Linked DNA regions of Mus musculus: region 2 is linked to region 1. Evidence: chromatin loops called from intact Hi-C (ENCODE). Cell type or tissue: left cerebral cortex. All regions are shown on one strand. Each heading gives the region's core, and the rest is flanking DNA. Links, peaks and the distances in the headings are about the cores only.

Region 1 (11,722 bases), core at 2,566-10,565:
ACAGAAGAACTCTGCCAAACAGATTTAGGTTTGAAATGGTTTATAGTCCATGATGTGACCAACCTTCCCAACATCAGAAATCAGACAAAATCAAAGTGTAGACTGGTAACAAATATAATAGTGTAGGAAACAAAGCATATCATTGCCCACAGAAGGAAGGGCAGCTCAGATAAATGCCTACTTTTTTTTTAACCAGAAATTACATGGCCAAACTACACTTTTATGCTGGTTCAGGATAATTTTAAAAGCAAGCACAACTTTAAAAGTAAACAGTTTAAAAAGTCTAACTACGTCACAAGACTGACTCATCCCCCAGGCCTCAAAAGTAGGCTCTTTCTTACATGATTTACAAAGTGAGCTTCTAAGAGGATTCACCTGAGTAATGATTTTGCTATGGAAAACAAATCTGAAAGGTAATGTTAGCATGCACACCCTTGAGGACCTCGTAACGATGATACTCAGTGGGAAATGGTACCTCAGAGGATGGGTCCTGTGACTCTGGCTACATTCTCATGTTCACCCCCTTTATAACACCTGTCCTCAACACTTCCCCCAGCTGCTTATAAACCTAGAATCAATAAAAATGTACAGAGGTTCATTTACCAAATGCATTCATACAACTGCTCATATCAACACTATTCATAATCCCACAGCCACAAACAAGAAATAGCCCTTAACATCCATCAACAGGTGAAATGGATAGACGGAGACCCCCAAACCTTGGACTGCAGAGACCAGATACATGAAGCACGTGTGTAACATGGAAGAGGACACACATGGAACTGTGAGGAAGGGGAGTATCATGTCTCTTTTCTTAATTCACCTTGGTTCTGGGGACTGAGCCAGGGCCCCTGTCACGCCAAGCACAGGCCTTCCCACCAGGGCACAGCTTCCTTTTCCTCGCCGCTCTCTCTAATTCCCCCACATATTACTTCACTTACCACTGCACATTATTTCTGAGTGTCTCCACTGCATTATGCTCAAGAATCCCTGCAGGGAAGACCACAGCGCAGGACATTTTCTACCTCTCAGATCTTCAAGACACTGCAGCCCAAAAGCCCAGTGCTTAAGCAGTGCTCCACATCCTTAGGTCTCTCTGTTTTCAAACATAACTTTTAAAATGCTCCCAGCGTTATCTGTCCAAGCAAATGAAGCTCACTGCTTTCTATCTAAATGTCTGAGAGGAAGCTCTCTCACTCCTGCTTCTTAATTCACCTAAACCTCTCACACACAGCTCACAGCCAAAATACAAGCAAAAGGGGCAAGCCATACAATCTAGTAGTAGAGGCGTAATCAAAATCTCAAAGGATGCTGTACCATGTATGTGACCCCAGCACGTGAACATCAAACATTTCCCAGCCATCTGATTTGGCTTCCTGTAACCAAGCATGGAAAAATTTTTTTGAGGGTTTCTATTTATACAGATTCAAAACAGAAACAACTGAATAGACATATGCAAAAATGAAATCAAATCCTTACATCAATATTAAAACCCAAAATGTATCTCAAGCTCTGAGTCTGACGTCAGCCTGGTCTACAAAAGTAGGTTCTAGGACAGCCAGAGCTACACAGAGAAACCCTGCCTCAAAACAACAAAACAAAAACAAGAGGAGGAAATATATAACTTCTTAAAAAAAAAAAAAAAGGTAGCACAAAATCTAAGCAGCCCCAGGCTTGGTAAAGATTATTATATATCACACAAAATTATAAACTAAACTTTAAAAACATACACACAAAATTGTATTTCATATGGTTTGTGAAATCCCATTAATTTCCATTAAAATACTAATAAATACTAAATATAAATAAGCACTCAGCCACTTCTGACTCATTCTATCACTCAGGGGAAAAAACAAAAAACAAAAAAACCAGTCTATCCTGTAGAGAAACTAAGAAAGCAGTGTCAGGGTGAGGCTCGAGAGAGGAAAGTACACTCATCAATGCACGTGGCTAGGAGCCATGGCGGGGAAGGAAGGGAAGAGGACAGCAGCCCCTGTACTGATCAGACCTCGGGACACAGCCTAGAATAAACAAGGGGTAACCTGCTCTGCGCCTTGCCATCAAATTCCCCTCCTCGCTATTTGTCAAGGTTTCTTTGTGTGCTCTAAATAAGAAAGAAAAGTAAAGGACACACGTGCACAAACGTACACTGTCCACATGGCATGCCCTTGTACAGAGTAGAGACAACATGCCATCCTGTCACTTCTCAGCAAGGCTTCTTACTCAGCACTGGTACAACACAGGCCACAACATGATGGCCATGATACCAGTCATGATTTTCTCTCTTCCTTATTTCTCCATTCACAATAAAGGTAACTAGCAACTATAGATTCAGTGTTTATTTGCTGACTACTAGGATGCCAAAGACCTTCATTACGACATTTAAAATGTCACACCAAGTACAAAGAGCTTGTCCTTTTACATCCTGCCCAGAGCAAGCTTAAACCTCATAAAGCATTCGGTGACCGAGAGCTCATCCTGCTCCCCGGCCCCGCCCCTCGTGCTATTGGGGTACCTGGTTCAGTTCCCAGCACCAACAACCGAGCCACCATCAGGAGACATGATGTCTGGGTTGTTTAGTAATTGCTACCATTTTCCTAGCTGTGATTACTATTCCTCCTCTTCACCATGTGTTCCAACCCACAACCTCCGGAAGTGCTACAGCTGGAACAAAGCAAAAGAGGTGAGAGATGAGGAGGTGAGCTTTGCCAGTAACTATTCTGTTGACTTTATTACACTAAATGGGAGCAAACAAAAAACCATGTCTAACAGCATCATTACAATGCTAACAAATCAATGTGCTCACTCATTCAGCAAGTACTCGATTCTACAGAAGACATATTTGTAGTGGGATTTATTCCTGGACCCTCCAGGACTCTGGAGCAGCAGAAATCCCATCCTAACAGGCCACAGGACATGTCACCTGTTTTTAAATTATCATTCACTCAGTAACATTGTCTGTTGTTAATCTTTAAAGAGGTAAGCTGAAATTTTTTTTTCTCTCTTCAAGACACAACATCTAAAACCAAACTGTAGCTGAGCTGAGCTGAGCTGCACTAATTCCGACCTGTGAGTAGCCTTCCTAAACGGAGCACATGGACTGCGCATCTCTCCTACTGAGGTACGTTCTGAGTCTCCACTATTTCATCTAAGCTAAAAGCCTAACTTCCAAACTATTTTCAAGAGCTACTGACAGTAATATTAACAGACCCCAGCTATTGGGATCTCTTAGTAGACTCCATTATAATTTTACTTTGGACTAATTCTATGTTCAAGGAACAAGTCCTCAAAAGTCTACAAAATTAAAATAAGTTAATGTTTTATAATGCTTTTCTATTTTAGAAAAGTGTATGAACAAAAAGGCTCCAGTCAATATTACTAGCTTTCTCAGGATGGCTCTTTCCACATAGTGGGTTAAATGTGTAAGATGCAAGGGTTACTAAACCCACCCCAGCAGAGGCTCCACCCAGGCTTACGACACTGCATTCAGAAGTCCTGCCCTGCCAAGAGCACTCTCAGGAAACCCTCTACACTACAGGGACAGGGTACAGGAATGATGCCTTCTGGTGCCACATAGCTTATCCCTCTGTGGAAAAAGAAACCAGGCTGCTCTGCCGAACCTACTGACAGGCATCTGGAACCATGCCGCAACCTAAGACAATCTTAAAGGTCTTAGAGTACTATTCATAAAACCATAACTCAATTATTTTTCTCTTTTTAAACCAAGTCATTTTTTAAGAGATCAAATAGAAATAAAATAACTGGTCAGGCAGTGGTGGCGCGCGCCTTTAATCCCAGCATTTTGGAGGCAGAGGCAAGTGGATTTCTGAATTCGAGGCCAGCCTGATCTACAGAGTGAGTTCCAGAACAGCCAGGGCTACACAGAGAAACCCTGTCTAAGAAAGGAAAGGGAAAGGGAAAGGGGCAAGGGGCAAGGGGCAAGGGGCAAGGGGCAAGGGGCAAGGGGAAAGGGGCAAGGGGAAAGGGGCAAGGGGAAAGGGGAAAGGGAAAGGGGAAAAGGGAAAGGGGAAAGGGAAAGGGAAAGGGAAAGGGGAAAAGGGAAAGGGGAAAAGGGAAAGGGGAAAAGGGAAAGGGGAAAAAGAAAAGAAAAGAAAAGAAAAGAAAAGAAAAGAAAAGAAAAGAAAAGAAAAGAAAAGAAAAGAAAAGAAAAGAAGGAAAGGAAAGGAAAGGAAAGGAAAGGAAAGGAAAGGAAAGGAAAGGAAAGGAAAGGAAAGGAAAGGAAAGGAAAGGAAAGGAAAGGAAAGGAAAGGAAAGGAAAGGAAAGGAAAGGAAAGGAAAGGAAAGGAAAGGAAAGGAAAGGAAAGGAAAGGAAAGGAAAGGAAAGGAAAGGAAAGGAAAGGAAAGGAAAGGAAAGGAAAGGAAAGGAAAGGAAAGGAAAGGAAAGGAAAGAAAAGCTGATTAACAGTAATTGAATAATGTGACAAATGCTATCATGATATTATAAGGTATTGCACATCCAGGGCAAGACAGAGGTATTAGATAATAAACTGTTTATACTTGAGATTATTATTTTACAGATCTTTTAAAAATTAGCCACTTTCGCAGGGCATGGTGGTGCACGCCTTTAATCCCAGCACTCGGGAGGCAGAGGCAGGCAGATTTCTGAGTTCGAGGCCAGCCTGGTCTACAAAGTGAGTTCCAGGACAGCCAGGGCTAAACAGAGAAATCCTGTCTTGAAAACCAAAATAAATAAATAAATAAGCAAGCCATTTTCACAGGATTCACCCAAGACCATCTGAAAACACAGATATTTACATTATAATTCATAACAGCAAAATTACAGCTATAAAGTAGTAACAAAAATAATGTTATGGTTGGGGTCACCACAGCATGAGGAACTGTATTGAAAGGGCACAGCATTAGAATTGAGAACTACTCTTTTAAATAAATTTAAAAATCAAATGATACCGATTTTAGTGAAATGGAGAGGAAAGGGGCATTTTGTTTTAATATACTTTAATTAAGTAAACAGCTATTATGCTTACAAAGTTTTGAATTGATGCATAAATCATACTCACCACCTAAGTGAGACTATCACACCTGCTTAATATAACTCTAGGCACCTGCTAAAACCAGCAAGGCAAGCTCCAGCATACCATGCACAAAGTCACCCTCAACAGCAATCGGTCTCTAAGCTTTATAATTATGACAACAGGTGCTCTCTTTTCTTTCAAATGACCACAAGAGCCTAAGTATGTAAAATCATGAAAACACTTGAGAATATGTTTCCATAGAATGAGTTTAGTCAGAAAAAAATTAACTTGTTTTTAAGAGACATTCATCTTCTGTGCTCAGCCGTCAGTTTACCAGTAAAGAACTCACACTACCCCAGAAGGACGCATCACTACTGCGGTCCTCTCATTCAGTACACTGCTAGTTCAAAACTCCAACACCTCAGCTGATGCTTGGGCAGCTCACGGTGCACGTCCCTGTGTCTACTGCTCCCATCAGCACCAGTTTTCTGGCAGGTTTTCCCAAGGCTGAAGATTCCTTTTGTAGCTCAACAAACAGAATCAAAATTGAAATCAGGTGGCTAGCCACAAACCAGAAGTTACAAGGGTCAAGAAAAATAAGCACAAAACTTCTTACTTTTGATTTTTTATCTCTACAGAATGTAGCTACATCTTCATTTGTAACCAAAGTTGTAACCACAGGCTTTACACCTAATGATGCTAAAAGTCAGTAAAACCTCTCTGCCCTCAGAGCAGCCTCCTGAAACTAGCACTCAGTTTGTCATGGAGGATCAGCTAGTTTCTGGTTTGGTTTTAACAATATTTCTCCTGTTATCATTTCTTTACCACCAAGTAATTTTCCACATTATTTTCCTAAATTTTCAGTCTATGAACAACATGCCCTAAAAATTAGAAAAAGATAAATCAACATGGCTTAAATACAGTTGTCAACATGAAGTATAAGTTACTGAGATAAACAAAAGGAAGGTGAGCATCACTGCCTGCCTAAGAACCTCAATGGCAAACATTGCTTACTCACAATCAACAAGCACAAGTGAACACAGAATCAAAACAGGGAACTTTGAGTCTCATTTTTTACAGCAGATAAAAATATCTTAATTTTGCTTATGAGGCAAAACAGTAATTTTCATGAACCATCTCCTTACAGGTGTAATCATATGAATGACAGATAAAATAATTGCTTTAAAAATACTTGTGAGTCATTTTGTCCTTACCTGCAGGCATGAACCATTACTGCACGCAGTGACTGTTCCACTGCCTAGCAGAGACTTGAAGAAACATCATATCTCTTTTTCAGAATGTGACTAATCTGTGGGTTTGCAATTCCTAAGCTATGTACAAATGGCACTCCCTTTGTTCATTAAAAATATATATATATACTTATTACAGGAAAAAGATCAACTATGTTTAAGCTAGATATTTACAAATAACCTTGGAAATTCTACATACCAGCAACCTCAAAATACAAGAACAAAAATCTCATAGTAAGTCTTTTAAAAAGCAAGATTTTTTTTTTTGGTTAAATTATTTTTTAAGCTTTCAGCACTGCCTCACTTGAGCCAGAGGTCTGCTGTGTTATGTGCGCATGCTGCAACTGATTAGACTGAGTGTTTTTCTAAAAAAATCAATTTCCCTTCGCAAAGCAGAACAGCTTGCCCAAATACACATCTTCAATACAGCACAACGCTAGCATGCAGTACAATACGTTACATAGCAAACTTGACAAGGAAAAAGATAAGTCCTGTTTGTTCCTTAGCAATGCTACACCATTAATTGTTCATGCAAGAGCTGTAGCTGTACCTTTCTGAAGAGGACGACTTCTCAGAGTTAACTGACATCAGCAGCTCAGTCTTCTGCTTGATTTCTGGAAAAATCAGAAAATATTCACAACCAAGATTGCCCGCCCTTGCTTACAAGCCTTATATCAAGAGATTTTTCTTCCCTAATCCCTTTTGTTCAGAATGAGGCCACAAGATTCACAGCACTTCTCTTAGGACTCGGATTCAATGGTGCTATAAAGGGAAACGGCTCCGAGGCACCAGGCCTTGCTAAACTATGCACATGACTGTTTATGAAAGCAGGAAGTACCACTTCTTTTAAGCAGAGGGGTGTCCTTTTTTTTTAAGGTAGAACTCCCCGGGTTTTATTAAAGGGTTTCAAATTGAACAAGCTACAACACAAACACGAAATGCTAACATCTAAACTCAATATACTAAATAATTTGAGAAGCCTAAATTAAAATGTTTCATTCTCAATGAACAGATATGCAACCCCTGGCTGCTTCTATTTGATTTGTCCTAAAAAATATGGCTCAGTGAATCATTTCTGTCACTTAAGAATGAAATATTAAACCAAAACCCCAATTCAATGATCAAAATGTTATAATTTCCTGATTGTTTTTAATGAAATTTAGCATCCCGTCCCTAACACCTTCAGGAAGAGACTTCTCTACATCTTAGCCTCCCCTCCTCCTTCACAGCACACAGTGAACAAGCAGTGCCCAGGCACCGAGCAGAGACGAGAGATATTCTTGTCCTTTCAGGAAGGACTGGCAACGCCACCTACATCAGAAATGTAACTGCAACTTCAATTTAATTAAAAGATGGTTGCTGGAACCAAGCTGGGTAAGAGAAGACCTTACAGGGAAGAGTTAGAAGAGCGCAGCCAAGGCAAAGCCACGGGAAATAGAGCAAACTGCCTTTAACCACACCAGCAACTCAGCCAGGGCTGGCAATCTCTGCTGAGTAAAGCCCCGGGTTCTTACTTCGTGGGAAACGCTGTTTTGTCTAGTCCTAAAAAGTATTCTAACTATATTTCTTTAATTACAGTATCTGTTTATAATAAAAAGTCCACATACTAAAATTAAAACTGTAATCATTGAAAAGCTATAAGGTCTCAGAATTTCAAAGCAGACCTCAATAAAGTGGGAGAGGATAAGCATGCACACATAAGTGTGTATTTCCTAGAAATAAAACAATGTTTTAAAATGCTGACTACATTAATAAAATTAAAATATGAAAAATATAAGGAAAAATTAAAAAATAAAAGTAGGAAAATACTTTCCCAGTGTTAAGGGATTCTCCTAATTTAAGCATATATCCTCATCCCATAGATATAATAAAATTAGCCAAACTGCTATAATAATAAAACTTACCTTGAGAATTCTGAGGTAAATTACAGAGCCCAACACAAGGGGCTACAGTGAATTTAAACTGTTCAGTAAAGTCTCCCCTCATTTCAAAAGAGAACTGTCTCCACATGGGACTTAGAAACACTTCTTCATTTTCAAAAACCATGAGACCTTCAGGAAACTGCCTATACTCTCTAAAGCCTCTATTTCCTCGCCTAGAAAATGAGGATAAGTATTTCTACTTGTGGAGAATTTAATTAAGTCGTCCACACAAAGCCCAGCAGACCCTCACATGGCATGTGGTGACCCTCCTTGCCTGTTCCCCACTGGCTACAACACAGCTCTCCTCAATACACGCTCGCTGAAGGAGTTAAGGAGGCATGGGCCTGCCCACCTTCTTGGTGTTTCCGTAAGTTTAAACCCGCTTTCTTCTCCCTTTCATTATCAACTTCAATGTGTATTTTTAACTAGGATGTTATGGTATTTAGAAGTTAACTACTATGTATCTCAAGTTCCCTACATTTTTTTGACTAGATGTTTCAGAATGAAATTGTACTTGAACCACCATTTTATTGCAAAAAAGATTTTTCTAAGTTCTTACTTTAGTATGTCTATATAAAAAACTTTAAGGTAAACAGCATGTTAAGGCTGTGGAGCCACATAACGTTATAGTGATGCTGGAAGAGTTTCCAATATTCCTTTCATATTCTCTCCAATTCATCACATCTGTTTAGTTCCAGAAACAGTGAGCCATTCAGGATGGATTTTATAATCACTGTTGGTGAGGCCTACACACCTTCCCATCTATGACACTACCTACTTACCCTAATGTGTTTCCATTGCTAGGCCTGGTTACCTTTTAAGAATTCCAGAATCAGCCAAGCACTGTGACGGCCGCCATTAATCCCAGCACTTAGGAGGCAGAGGCAGGTAGATCTCTGTGGGTTCAAGGACAGCCTGGTCTACAGGGCAAGTGTCCAGGGCCGTTACACAGAGAAATCTGTTGGGGATGTAGGAGGGGGGTAATTCAAAAAACAAACCTCCAGTGGGGCTGGAGAGATGGCTCAGTGGTTAAGAGCACCGACTGCTCTTGCAGCAGACGTCCTGAGTTCAATTCCCAGCACCCACATGGTGTCTCCCAAGCATCTGTAGTGGGATCCGACGCCCTCTTCTGGTGTCTGAAGGCAGTGCACTCACACATAAAATGAGCATGGGAAACCTTGCACCTGCCCTGCACTGAAGCAGCTCCTTTTACTCTCAGCCTTCTGAGTAACAGGATGCTCTCCACACCGACGGCCATCTGTCTGTCAATCTTTACCGGCTTTTCTGGCCTACTTCACAACAGTGTTCCTCATGAGTCTTTGTAAATTTAATTTCATCTATAAAATGGTTTAAAACTCCAATCTGCTTTTACCATCCATCACCTTTACAACCATGCCCCACTCCATTCCCACAACTCACGAAGTCCTACCTTCATCACCACTTGGCCTTACAGCCCTGCAGATACCTATCCCTCCAACCACCAGGCTCCATTTGTATTTCTATACCAACAGTTTTTGTTTTTAAAGTTCATCAACCTGAAGGCTGGTTGGATGGCTGATAAAGGCACCTGCCTTGAAAGCTGACTACCTGAGGTCAATCCTCAGGGCCCACATAGAGGAAGGAGAGAACAAATTCCTGGAACTTCCTCTCTAACTTCCAAATACAAACCATGGCAGACTCAGAACACCATAAATACAAAAGGACAAATGAAAATATAATCGTAAAAACTTTAAAAACCAAGTCCATTCCCCGGGTAGTTTTCCTTCAGGTTTTTGTCTACATCCCGTTCTCTGTCTACCACACCGCTGCACTCACAATGCTCAATGGCATTACAATCTGCTCCTTACATCTCTTGAGCCTTTAATTCGGCCTTTGGCATGGCCCCATAATTCAGTTTCTACTCACACCATAAACTATGCTTCTTTGCGTCACAGAGAAAATAAGTACTTATTTTAGTTTCTATACAAAATTATAGGAGGATGTAAGTTTTACTGTCTTGTTCATTCTCTAAAGCAGTGGGGTCAGATATTGTTTATTCTTTAACTGCTTTTATGTATTTAATTCTCTGCAACTCTAAATCTTTCATAGGATTATCATTTCCCCCATAATTCTTACATATTGGTGATACCTACAGAACCTTCACCACTCAAACATGTCTATACCCTACAGAGACACTATTAATAACCATAGACAAACTGTCAGTCTGATAGTATCACATGCAACCCAAATCCAGACATTCTCCCATCTCCCCTGATAGTTTCCACTAAATAGTCACCAAATGTGCACAATATCTAAAACTGAGCTCAGCAACTATTTGACCCCACATCTACACTTTATCTTAGGCCTAGAGTCTGCCATCAACCTCCATCTCACACCACAGGCCCTTTACAATCTAACTCTGGGAGTAACAGGACAGCCGATCTTCCAGGCCACCAATTTTTGAGGACTCCCAAATGTCTCCCAGTGTCTCATTTGGGACTAATTGGCACACTCTCCCTTTTAGACATCCTATCCTCTGGAAGCACTAAGCTCTGCTGGCCTGCTTCCTCACAGACCTTCTTCCTTACTATTTTCTTTCCTTTGGACATCACAGGATAACTCATCTCTTCCCTACATAACCCACTAACCTGTTGCTTGACTGCTTTTCTCTCTCTTTTTTTCCAAAACAGTGTGGGGGTGGGGGGTTGTGCATGCATGCGTGCGTTCGTCCATGCGTTCGTGTACCCTGTCCTGAAACCAGCTTTATATAGACCAGGCTGGCCTCAAACTCAAAGATTGCCCTACGGAGTGAGTGCTGGAATTAAAGGTGTATATCCCCACACCCAGCCCCACAAACTAACTTTTTCAATCTGGGCCACAAACTCCTCCCAAATTTATCTTCTAAGAGAGAATTAAATTAATCTCTTTTGTGTCTCTATATATTGCATACACTTGTATACAATTACTAAAATGTATAATTTTCCATTTGACATTCCATGAAACTAAAGTTATCTTAAGGACAAGGACCTGATATTGCCCTTAAATTCGTGCAGAGCCAGTGATAAAGACTTACTGACCACTTTTATAATCCTCTTAGGCTTGTCTAGTCAGCGCATGGTGCACACGCAGCTAAACCACATCCGGTTATAATGAGAAAATCTAAAAGGGAAGAGCGCTTCAAGGTAATCGCATTCCTCACAAGCATTTCCCAGAGTCAAGCAACCAAAATTCACCATGTAGTCTTCATTTCTAGAAAAAAGCAGGGATGGGGGTATTTATACACGTGTACACATGTGAACTTAAGTGCTGGTGTCCAAGAGAGGCAGAGGTGTAAAAACGCCTTGGCAGGTAGGAGCTGACTAACTAACATGGGGCTAACAACTGAACTCAGGTTCTCTGCAAGAGCAGTAGGTGGTCTCGACCACTTGGCTATTTCTTCAGCTCCTCAGCCTTCTCTTAAATCAGCTTTTAAAATGTAGATTTACATCAGACCTTGTATTAAAAAGGTGAAATCTTATCACTGCTAATTAGCTTTATTGATTAATTAAAATAAGGTGGTCTGTGATACCATATTCTT
Region 2 (11,722 bases), core at 2,219-10,218, 110 kb before region 1:
TCAAAACCCCACCATTCACCATCAACCTGCTGCTGCTGCTGTGGTCCCGCCCCCGCCCCCACCCCCGCCCGCTCCAGGACCACACCTCATACAGCAGCCAAGCTCACATCAGCAGCACTCTGTAGCACATGGAGTTGGGCCAGTTCATGCTGTTACCCCTGGGTCACACATTCATTCTCAAACTGCAGGACACCATTTACCACCACCCCCTCCACCACCTGGTCCTGCCCCACATCACCATCCCCCACCCCATCCTACCACGGGACTGCAAAGTCTACAAGCACAACACCAGCATGTAGTAAACTCGGCACCCCCGCCCCCTCCCCCTCCCCCGCCCCCTCCCCCAGCCAGTGTTCTGGTTTCTGGGCATCATTCAGCATCAGGTCAAGCCTTACACCACCCACCTCATCAAGGACCTCCACTTTTCCCTGCAAGCGCTCATCCAGCTGTCCCGCCGTACCCCTCACAAGCCACACATCATACCACTTTGGGACCGGGACCCCAACACCAGCCTTCCGGAACAGGGCCACATTGTCCATTACCAGTTGCAGGTCCTCATCTCCAGCCCCAAGGACCAAACAGTATTCCAACCCCTACTGCTTCAGGGTTCTGTCCTCATCCTCATCCTGGCTCTGTGGCCCTGCCACATGGGGTGCAAGGACCTCAGCAGGCATCGCCAGTGCCTGCACAGATTCCAATTCACAGAGCACAGGTGCCGCCGACATTTCAAAACAATTACCACGGTTCAGGGTGGCATTAAAATGGACTCCAATAACATTTTTTAAAATGTTCTGTAAGATAAACTGTATATTTCATATGTACCTGTTAAGGTACTTTTTAAAGCTTGTACATGAAACTTTGTATAAAAAAACAAAAACAAAACAAAAAAAAAAAAACAAAAGCAAACACCAGTGCTCTTTCATTGTATCTTTCCCATTTTTGCTTTTTACACTTCCTTATGAAATGTGCTCTTAAGCCAGCTGTAGGTATCTTTATTTTGTAAGTGAACATTCCAACTGTTTTTCTGACCATAGATCTGATGATACATGACCTTTAAATTTCATTGTTGCAGTTAAATTCATTTAATGAATATTTTCTGTATTATTTTATACATATGCATTAAGTATACAGTTAAAGAAAGCACTAAGGATTTCCTTTTTTTTTTATGGTCAGCAGTTATTTGAGTGCATCTTAGGTCTGAAAATGCAATACAGGTTTTTATGATTTGGTGTGGACATGGCTCATATTGTTTTATCAGTTTTTTGCAAGCAAAATGTAATTTAATGTATAGATAATTTTTAGTGTCTCCTGACAGACTGTAAATACTGAATTTCCTTTGCGTATATAATTGCTCCCGCCCTTTTCATTTGGAATATAGCACTGTACATATGGCAAGTCTGCTGCAAACGTGTGATCTCTGTGAAAGTAGTACAGCACATGACCTTTCCTTTTTATTTCAATACGCTGTCACATTGAAGCACTGGTTGGGCATTTTAATTCATGTTAATAAACCACAATTATGTCAGTTTTACTAAATTGTTCTGTACAACTTCTGAGATTGAGGTCTGCTTAATGATTTTACAAAAGTTAAGATTTTCAAATATAATTTGTAAGTAAAGAATCATTCATTTTCTTCGGTAGCTGCTACCTCAGCTGCACTGCAGGCTACCAGCAGCCGATCTGGGTGAGTCTCACGGTCCTCTCTACTGCTTGCCTTTCCTTTAGAAGCACGGGTCAGAGGAAATTAAATAGCCACTCTATGCGACTTAGCTAACAGTCTAAGAACCTAACATTCTACTACAACATTAATCCACATTATTGATGCATTCCATACTGTATAGTTGCACACTGCAGTTTAACGCAGTTTGAAAAGGAGTAATTTACTTAAAACAGGGAGATTTAATTTGTACAGTATAAAATATGACTGAAATAGCTCCACTAATCAAAACTGATATGAAAATATGTTTAATACTAGCTTTAGGGCTTTAAGTTGTAGAAAATAGGTCTCTTTAAACAAAACCAAGGGCGAAAGGCATTATTCTGAAATACGTCAAATAGAATGAAGAGGGTTTCAGTGAATATTTTATTACTGAAAGAAGATATACCAGTTGTGACTTTTTTTTTTTAATTATCAGCTTCTGCTGTCTACCTCTCAGGAGTGGCCCTATTTACCACCTTCCAAACATGTGACACAATTGGGCCCAGTATATAAATTTTGTGCATCAGGAAAAACAGCAAACTCAAGAAATTAGATTTGGTAGTGACTTAAATCATGTTTTATCATTTAATTCCCATTTGAAAATTAACTCTGATGATATTCGAGAATACAGCTCATTTAGGGCTTAAAATCAGTGACCCAAGTTTCTGAAGAAACTTGCCCATGTTCTCCTTAGGATGCTTACCAAAGAAACCTGAATCTGAAAACTGACAGGTTCACATTGTGTCCCTCCATGACAATTTCAGACAGACCAAAGAAATGGCAATATTCACCCTTAAAATCACTTGTCCACAGACTTAAAGTAGCCAGCTAGCTAAGTAATTCATAACGAGAGCTCTTCTGCAAACTGAAACACTTCAACTAAATAGAATCTTTAATGGACACACTCTACAAACTTCTAATTCAGAGAGAGATTGTGTGTGTGTGGGGGGGGGGGTAGTGAGGGGTGGCATGCCTAGGTAGGCAGATCTCCGAGTCCTTGCCTCACAAAATAAGAAAAGAAAAATAATCCGAACGTGTTTTCTATTCCAATGAAAGTTTTTTTTACTCATACCTGTTAAGTTATGCATGGTGCAGGGAATATGGACAAACAAGCAGATCTCGTTAAAGAGTAGACTTCTTTTACACTCCCTACTACTTTTTCTCTGGATGGTTCTGCCATTTTTTAGATTAGCTATTTCTGGATCTGCTAAAGTCACATGTGAGACCCACTGCTTGTAATTTTCCATGAAGATTTCATAGGGTCTTTTCACTAAAAAGACTGACTTGGCTATAATGTTCCAAATAACCAATGGTTCACTTTAAGCTTTTATTCTTTTTTCTTCCTAGATTTTCCTTCACTATATAACCTTGGGTGGCCTGGAGCTTATGCAGAACAGGCTGGCCTCAGAGATCTTCCTGCCTCTGCCTCCCAAGTGCTGATATTAAAGGAGTGCACCACCACACCCAACCTTTACATTTATTCTTTATCATCATGCTACCAAGAATCAGATATAACCATATGGTACCCAATCACAAAAGTGTATGCTAGAACTCCTTGGTATATCATACACTCGCTAGGGTATTATTAATAGAAGAACCACCTTAAGATTAATATTCTAGCTTCCTTTTCCAATTTGACATTTCTAACCTCATTAGACAAATTTCATTCAAATGGTAAAAGTTCTTTCAGAGGTAGGGAAAACATAAACACACTCTGTGGTTCTTATAGGAATGTTTCTATAGAAATCATGACTCAGCAGCCACCATTTGTCATAGGCTCTATAAGGAAACGCACAGCCTCATTGGAAAAACCCAGCATGCATAGTTTGTGAATGAGTGGCATCGTCTATCTTACTACAGTGTATGATATAAAAATGTTAAACCCTAAGAAGGATATGTGTCTTGTTCACACAGGGAAAGATTGGAGGGGACAGGGGAGGAAACCATTGCACTTACGATGAAACACTGATTAAAAAAAGGGAACACCCACATTGTAGATAATGAAGCTATAACTAAAGCCTCGTTCATAAATCCATTCTGCCTTAATGTATGTTCTGTGACAATCTGCAACTCCTTTAGCTTTGTTGACACTACAGAGAGCAAAGGTATGTTGATTCTGTCTCTTGAAATACAGGGTAATAAGCAAGGCAATGTCTGGAAAAACACCCCAAAACACTTTAATTTTTAAGACAAGTGCAAGCACCCCAAACAAAGGATTATTGTTACAACACTTGTTAGCTTTTCACAATCTAATTATTGCAAAGGCATATGAATAAATGTTAATGGACAAAGTCAAGAAAAACGAGGCACCTTAATGAATAAAAATTTTTAAAAAAAAGACATTCAACCCACTGACTTCTAAAAGAGGCTAAATACACCTCCTATGTTACATTCTAAAATAGTATTGCCTACTAATGGTTTGTATCCTGGATTCTACAGTTAATTTTAAGGAAATGCATAAACTAAAACTGTATGCGGTCTGCAAAGGGGAAATGGCCTTCTCATTCATGGGAGGTAAGGAAAAGGCGAGGGAAGGGAAGCTGCCTAGGACGGCATGGGCACGGTCGCTGTTACCTTGAAGCTGTGAGGAGTGCTCGGTCCACTGCGTTGCAAACTGTCTAAGCCACGCCTTGTGTTTTAAACAAACACGATCATGCTTTTCAAAAAATATTTTTTTCATTCCACACACTGAACATATTTCTCTTGTCCAATTTAATCTACGTATTTAACTTACAGTGCTGGTGAGAGGTGACACTACCGGGGATTGGGCCATCACATTTTAAGTGGAAATGACTGATACTTTAAACATAGCTTAAAAATATGCAAAATACAAATGGAACTGCTAGATTATAGTGTCAAATTTTTAAAGTTTTTCTCTCTTTAAAGTGCCACAGAGGGCATGGCACCTCGTCCAGAACCACTTGGGTTGTTATGGAATGAAAAGTTTGTGCAACTTTCTGAAGCAGTGGAAATCTGCAACATGCAATGTAGGCCAAAAAGCGCTCAGGACTGGGTAGCTTTTCTGAATGTGAATCCTCATCCCCTATTTATGCAAAGTAATAGTTACATACACTAGTATAATACAGGAATGATTTCCCTTTGCCAGACGATAAAATTGTACATTTCCTTGCTCTTTCTTGGTTCCAACTGATAATTTCTTAAGATTGTAAATTATATAATACTCAGCTAAAATATGTCTTCATAAATAGTTACAGAACCTGCCAAAACACAAAAGGGAAAGTATTTTTCGTTCAAAAAAAAAAAAAGACATTTGAATGTCACACAACACAAGAAACAATGCTTAGAGACATGTTATTGTTTCCAGAAGAAAATGGCCAGTAAACTACTTAGCTGAAGACAAAGACCAGCCTTCCCCAGGACCATGGTGCACAGGAAGCAAAGTGTCAAACAACAGTACCTCAAAGCACTACAAAGGTCTGAGGGTGGAGCCAGCTCACTGGTAATCCTGTTAAAGAATGAGAGCCACTGTGTAGGTCCAATGTACTGGGAGAAATTTGCTAGCTCAGAATGCTATATTTGTAGAATCTGCTAAGAATTCAACCAAGGATGTCGAAGGCATTCGCCAGCTGAGGCTCGTTTTTCTGGAACCATCTCTAACATTGGGATCAGGAAATCTGTAAATTGTGCAGCATCTTCATGGGGCCAGCCATACTTTTCCACAAGTACATCAAAGAGGCTCCAGGGCTTCAGCTTGGTGATGTGCCGCAGTTCTCCTGGAGAGAGAGAAGTACAGCATCAGAGACGCTCCACGAGTGCACATCTCAGGATGACCTGAGCCAGACAGGCTTCTTCTCACTGCAGCAGACATTTTACCTCTCAAACCATTGGCTACAACAAAGAACGCTAGCTTTTCTCCCCTAAGCAAGTCTCATTGAAGAGCTAAGGGTCAAGTCGAAGCACGCTAGGTGAGTGTAAATGGGTTACGTCTGAACAAATAAATCAGCTCTGTGCTTCTTGAGCTGCAAAAGCACTGAGAGTGTCTGCTTCCCACTGGAGAGCTGCTCACACTCCAGCTTCGTGGTGCCGCCGCCATCTGTAAACTGGCTTAGGATACCTGGATGATGCAGGCTATTTGAAGTTGTTGCTGTGTTTTCACATGTGCTTCTACCTCAATGCAAATCTAACTTTTTCTGATGGTGCACATGTCCTTTTGAACTGTGCTGTCCACTGGCTCCACAGGGCTAACAGGCACACGGTTAGTACACCTACAGAGCATAGGAACTCTACTTTGTCTAAATTTAAGAAATAGCCTCAAGCAGCTACTAGCAACCCAAAACAACGAATTTTTATCTCTATTCATTTATAGTAAAATATGACCTCAAGGACAGTTTTTTATAAAACCTTAAAATGTTCTAATGTGGGGGGGAAAGAGGGGTGGGGAGAAGCAGTGGTGGTACACGCCTTTAATCCCAGCACTCAGGAGGCAGAGGCAGGCGGATTTCTGAGTTCGAGGCCAGCCTGGTCTACAAAGTGAGTTCCAGGACAGCCAGGGCTACAGAGAAACCCTGTCTCGAAAAACAAAAACAAACAAACAACACAAACAAACCAAAATCAAAAGAGCACTCCTTGCTCTTACAGGATCCTGGCTCGGTCCCCAATATCCACCTGGTGGTTAAGAATCATCTGCAACTCCAATTTCAGGAGATCCGATTCCCTTTTTTGATGTCTGCAGGCATCAGGCACATATACGATGCACTCACAGAAAATAAATCCTAAAGCCAGCTACAGCATGGACACAGCCTATGGTGACCACTGTTTTCTGCTGCAGCTCTCTGGTCTCCGCCTGCGCACTGCTCTGGTACTGCCTGCCTCAGCCAGAGTGCGCAAGTAGGCATGCTCAAATTGCTCCGGGCTCTTTTCTTTGTTTCCTCTTTCATTGTTTCAGAGTCAACCTACACACAGAGCTTCAAGGGAGGACCATGCCCACCCCTCCAAGAGATTCCAAAGACAGTACACCCTCAGAGGCTTCTGTTCATGTTCCTAAAGCTCTGTCATACCCAGGCTGTGCAGTTGTAAAACTGAAATGATGGGGAAATCTTGAATCTTTTAAAATGTGAAACCCATACATTGAGCGGAACAGGGCCAGCACCAAGCCTGTGAGCTCCAGTGATCGGATCCTATACCAACAGGGCTGCACAGAAGGTCAGATTTAAAACAACCTCCAATATGGAATACAGAGGAGATTAGGATCACACTGTAATTTTGAGGCCAGCCATCTAGGATGTGTACAAGACCCTGGGATGATGTCAGCAAGGAGCTACAGTATTTCTTTAAAACTCACTTCCTATAAGCCCACGCTCCGTGTGCAAGGTCTCCTCGCAATCTTACCTCACCTCAGAGGATTAGGGTGCTGGCCCTCACATCAGAAGTCTATACTGTCTCATGGAAACTTCTTTACTGCACTCTGACATTTTCAATTGAATTTCATTAAATGTTTAAAGGTTTTTATTAATATGTGTCTTATGTGTGTGAGCGGTTTGCTTGCATACATAATTGTGCACCACACGCGTGCCTGGGGCCCCTGGAGACCAGATGAGTGTGTTGAATTCCCTGGAACGTCAATTACAGTTGTGAGCCACCACGTTGGTGCTAGGAATTAAACACAGGTCCTCCACAAGAGCACCAAGTGCTCTCAACCCTTCCAGCATCTTAATAAAGAAATCTGTACATGTCTGTTTTGTTTGTGTAGAAACATGTATACCATGCACACGGAAGTCAGGAAACTGTGGGTGTCGTCTTCTACCTGGTTCCTGGGGGTTAAACTCAGGTCATGGACCCTGCCTGCAGCACATTCTCCCTGCTGACCAATTGAAGGCCTGGATTAATTAATTAATTAATTAACTAAGTCTTAGGAGCTAAGCTGTGTAGCTGGTCTTTGCTGCTTTGTGGGTTCTTCTCTTCTCTACCCTTCACTGCCCCCCCCCATTTTACCCCCAGTTACTAGATATAAGAGAGAGAACAACAGAGGGGAGAGGAGAAGGGAAAGGGGGTGATGGGGGGTGACAGTTTGATTGATTCTTGAATCTAATTTCTTTCCTTTTGTTTCTTCTTTGAGCACAAACAGCAGGGCAGCCATCTCCTCTGAATGACCAACCACTACCTCTCAGGGGCCTAGCATTTATGTAGCCTCTGAAAATTTCTCACAATTCCAAATGTCACACTCTCTGGAGCTGGAAAAAAGCACACCTCCTCTGACAAATCGGAGTCGGCTGCTGTGGAGAGCCCAAGCAGCTCCCAGCCCTGCCCCTTGGACGAAATGAAAGCACAGATTTACAGTATTTCTACTTTTAAAGAAAGCAAAATTCTAAAACGGTCACTACAAAGTCAAACTTACATCTGTGCACACAGCCAGCTATATCCTAGTGAACTTGACGTCCCACGTGGGAAAAAGTTTAGGTAACCCACCCCTCTCAGGCATCAATTTTTGATCCAATAAATTCAGTAAAAGATGGCGACATCTGGTGCAATGCACCCAGGCCAGGAAGGGCCACTGATTTACCTGCCAAGCTGTGTGGAGTTGTCACTCAGTTCACAGGGAATCAGTCGGACCAGGAACAAACCCCACATCTTAACACTCGGGTTTCCTTTTGTCTTCATTTTGAGATAGATCTGACACTGTAGCTCACTTTGGCCTTCAACTCCAAGTGAGTCTCCAACTTCACTCCTATTTGCCATACACAGCACACTATGATTTCTTAATGGGTTTTGTGGATAATGTTCACACCCAAGAAATAACCAGCAAATTAACATTTATTGGATAACAGCAGTAACTACAGTGCTTGCTCCAAAATCGAGTTTAGATTTTAACTTCTGGTCAAGGGGTGACACAAACTAGCACTGGCTATGCCTTTCAGAAGGAGCCCCATTCTCCTCCTCAGACCAGCAGTGCGGGTAGAAACATCCTCACTGCAAATGACTGTCATTTTAGCAAATGATTTTCTGCCTGTTGCAAGCATGAGAAAAAGCAGAAGAGCAGCTTTATACTGTGCTTTTATCCTCCTCAGATGGCAATGTTACAAACCGGAATGGAGAGAAACTGTGCACTGGGCGTGGCGCATGCCTTCACTCCCTGCACTCAGGAGACAGGGAGGCCAGTCTGGTCCACACTGCCCACTGTTTAAATACAAAAACAAAGAGCCATATCTATCTTCTCATTCATGATAAGTGTTCCCTCATCCTACTTACTGTAGATTCTGTCAAATTTCACATCTTCTCTGACTATCACAGGCATTAAATGCAAACAACTACCAGAAAGGGGACTACACACCCAACCTCGGAGTTCACTTTCAGGATCTCTGGCCTCTATGTCCAAAAGAAGGGCAAGTATTCTATTACTACAGAAACAGCAAGCCAAAATGACCTCAGTCTCCCACTAAGAAGAAAGTGCAGCACAGAGCACAGTGGTACAGGCCTGTAACCCCAGCATCGGGGAAACTGTTCCTGGCCTCCACACTCTTCCTAGTGCTGTTGAAAAGAACCCAAGCTCAAGTCCTAAAGCAAGAGTGCTAAAGATGCTTATAGACACACACCACAAATGTCCAAGAAGAAGAACCCCCGCCATGTGGCCACAGTCAAAGCACTGCAGGACAACCACATCTCCCCAAAACCATCGGAGCACCTCACTTGCCAACTGTCTTTCAAGGTAGATTCCTCCAACTGGGTAAGAAGAGTGCCAATGCTGCTGTTGGTTCTGGGATGGCATTTAACAGAAACCAACATAATGGCTTACGACTCCGTGCCAGCTGAAAGCCATAGGGAGCCTAAGAGCACAGCTGGACATGGTGACTTGTGCCTGTGACTCCGGCACTTAGAAGGCTGAGGCTGGAGGATCAGGAGATCAAGACCCTGCCTCAAAAAGAAAGAATGGGCTGGAGAGATGACTGGGCAGCAGTTAAGAGCACTGGCTGCTCTTCCAAAAGATCCAGGTTCAGTTTTTATTACCCTATGGTAGCTCCAAACCATCTCTAACTTCAATCCCAAGGTATGCAATGCCCTCTTCCATAGGTGCCACATATACACATGTACAGAGCACAGGCAAAACACTTATACACATAAAATACTGAGGGGGTAGAGGGAGGGAGATTGCAGTGAGATGGCTTAGCAAATAAAAAGGCTTGCCACAAAGCCTAATGACATGAATTTGGTCCCCCAGGAACCACATGCTATGAAGAGATAGACAACCTTTGGTGTCCACATGTCACCTATGATCTCCCCAGTAAGTAATAAATGTAATTTAAAAAGATGAAGAGAGGAAGAAAGGAAGGGGAGGTAAAAATGAAATAACCTGGACTGGACTCTATGCCTACTCAAGGTATGCATGTGTGTATGTGTATGTGTGTGTGTGTGTGTGTGTGTGTGTGTGTGTGTGCATGTGTGCATGTGTGTATGTGTATGTGTGTGTGTGTGTGTGTGTGTGTGTGTGTGTGTGTGCATGTGTGCATGTGTGTATGTGTATGTGTGTGTGTGTGTGTGTGTGTGTGTGTGTGTGTGTGTGTGTGTGTGTGTGTGTGTGTTTGGTGTCCACAGCGCCAGGATCACAAGCATATGTACCGATACGGCTGCCTTGTCTCTGTAAGCACTGGGACTGAGCTCAGCCCTTAAAGGGCATACGGCAACCACTTTACCAACTCTCCCAGCTCCTCAAGCAAACTTTAACAGAGGATATAAACACAACTGAACCTAAGCTGGTAAACACAGGCTCCCAAGCCAAGAGCGCCAGAGTTTTGTTGTCCTCGGCAGGATCCCCCAGGCCATGGTAACCTGTGGTGGCCAGTGTAGCTAAGGACGACCTGAGCTCCCCGCCCTCCTGCTCCAGCCTTCTCTGAGGATCCACTTCTTAGGGTGAGGAGAGAGAGACACTGCTTGGAGGTATGTTTAAGACCTGGTACTACCTGCAAACTACACAATGACATTAAAACCAGTCACCCATGGGACTGTCTACATAACCCAAAGTACATGTCCCCTGACTTCACAGGCCCACACAATGCCAAAGAGGTGAGACACACCCAAGAAAATGCCATGGCCATCACGACACCCATGTGCAGGCTGTCTCACTAAACTCTAGGAACAGGAAGAGAAGTCTAGCTTTGTGAGTGTGTGATCTAGGCTGGCCTTGGACTCTTGATTCCCCAGGCTCGGCTCCGAGTACTGGGGTTACAGGGGTGATCATCACACCCAGCTGAGTCTGGTTCTCGCCCAAAACCCGCTTGAAGTCCTTTCTAAACATCTGTGAATACACACACTGGTGCTTGGAGTGGAGTTACAAGGTAGCTGTTTGAGAAAGGATTGCTGGAAGCCTATTCGTTTATAAAGGTTTCACTCTATAGATACCAGATGGTTCCAGATTATTCTGTGAGTACCTTCTTCAGCAGAATTCCCCAGTTGAAAAGTCTTGATCTTTTCCACGGCTCAAATATGAATGCACAATTTCTCCTTTTGGGAGAAGATCGTGCTGAAAATGCGTGCTGCGGAAGTACCGTTACCTTTTCTGGTGAAAAACTCCTTGGAATATTTCCCCAACATAGCGTATTTTCGAGGGACTTTCCCCAGCAGTTCAATGATCAATGCTATGTGATCTGCATTGGGAAACATTGCCAGCAAAACAGAAACACACGACAGTTTAATCAGTACCCTGCATGCAGACATGGTTACTGCCCGCACAGACAGAAACGGAGCACGACCGGAATGGCCTTTGTCCAGCTGATTCACAACTCAAAGCTAAGGGCACCCAGCTGTCCCTGGGCACCAAGAAGGGCCCAGTGTACAGAGTGACAACATCACAGCCCAGACTCAGTCTTCGGTCGGTCAGCATTTATCCAGCACAGACATTCTGCTCGGCTGGTTTGGAATTTAGAAGAACTGCTTTGGTCGTGTTAACCTGCTGCTTCTGCAGCGATTCCATTTCTGTCTGCATCGTGGCACGTTTCAAAGAGAAGAGGTACTACCTCTGCGATTGAAGAATTCCCGAGAATATTTTCCAGACAGAGCAAAGTGCCTTGGGAT

What was found. Peaks named below come from ENCODE experiments on the same cell type or tissue, not always from the same donor. Only the 100,000 strongest peaks of a DNase experiment are listed, where the experiment ranks them.
Region 2: it touches region 1 in a loop (2.1-fold over the local background); 5 of 42 quality-filtered maps call a loop at or near these places.

The regions. Positions count from the first base shown.
Region 1 is chr5:23,609,533-23,621,254 of GRCm38, forward strand. All of the region lies in intron 2 of Srpk2 (serine/arginine-rich protein specific kinase 2), which reads right to left. Among named protein-coding and RNA genes, the nearest start is that of Srpk2, 61 kb to the right of the region's middle. In left cerebral cortex, for the core only: CTCF peaks have their summits at 6,208, 7,584 and 9,293 (motif pointing left); DNase peaks (open chromatin) are centred at 5,431, 6,148, 6,988 and 7,527; H3K4me3 peaks cover 3,202 bases; H3K27ac peaks cover 2,727 bases.
Region 2 is chr5:23,502,288-23,514,009 of GRCm38, forward strand. Srpk2 (serine/arginine-rich protein specific kinase 2) reads right to left here. Exons shown (of 16, transcript NM_001359173.1): 15 at 11,665-11,722; 16 at 1,069-5,433. The coding sequence ends at 5,249. It overlaps Kmt2e (lysine (K)-specific methyltransferase 2E), which reads left to right. Exons shown (of 26, transcript NM_026984.2): 26 at 1-1,948. The coding sequence ends at 760. Among named protein-coding and RNA genes, the nearest start is that of Kmt2e, 74 kb to the left of the region's middle. In left cerebral cortex, for the core only: a CTCF peak has its summit at 6,356; DNase peaks (open chromatin) are centred at 3,510, 5,220 and 6,558; H3K27ac peaks cover 818 bases.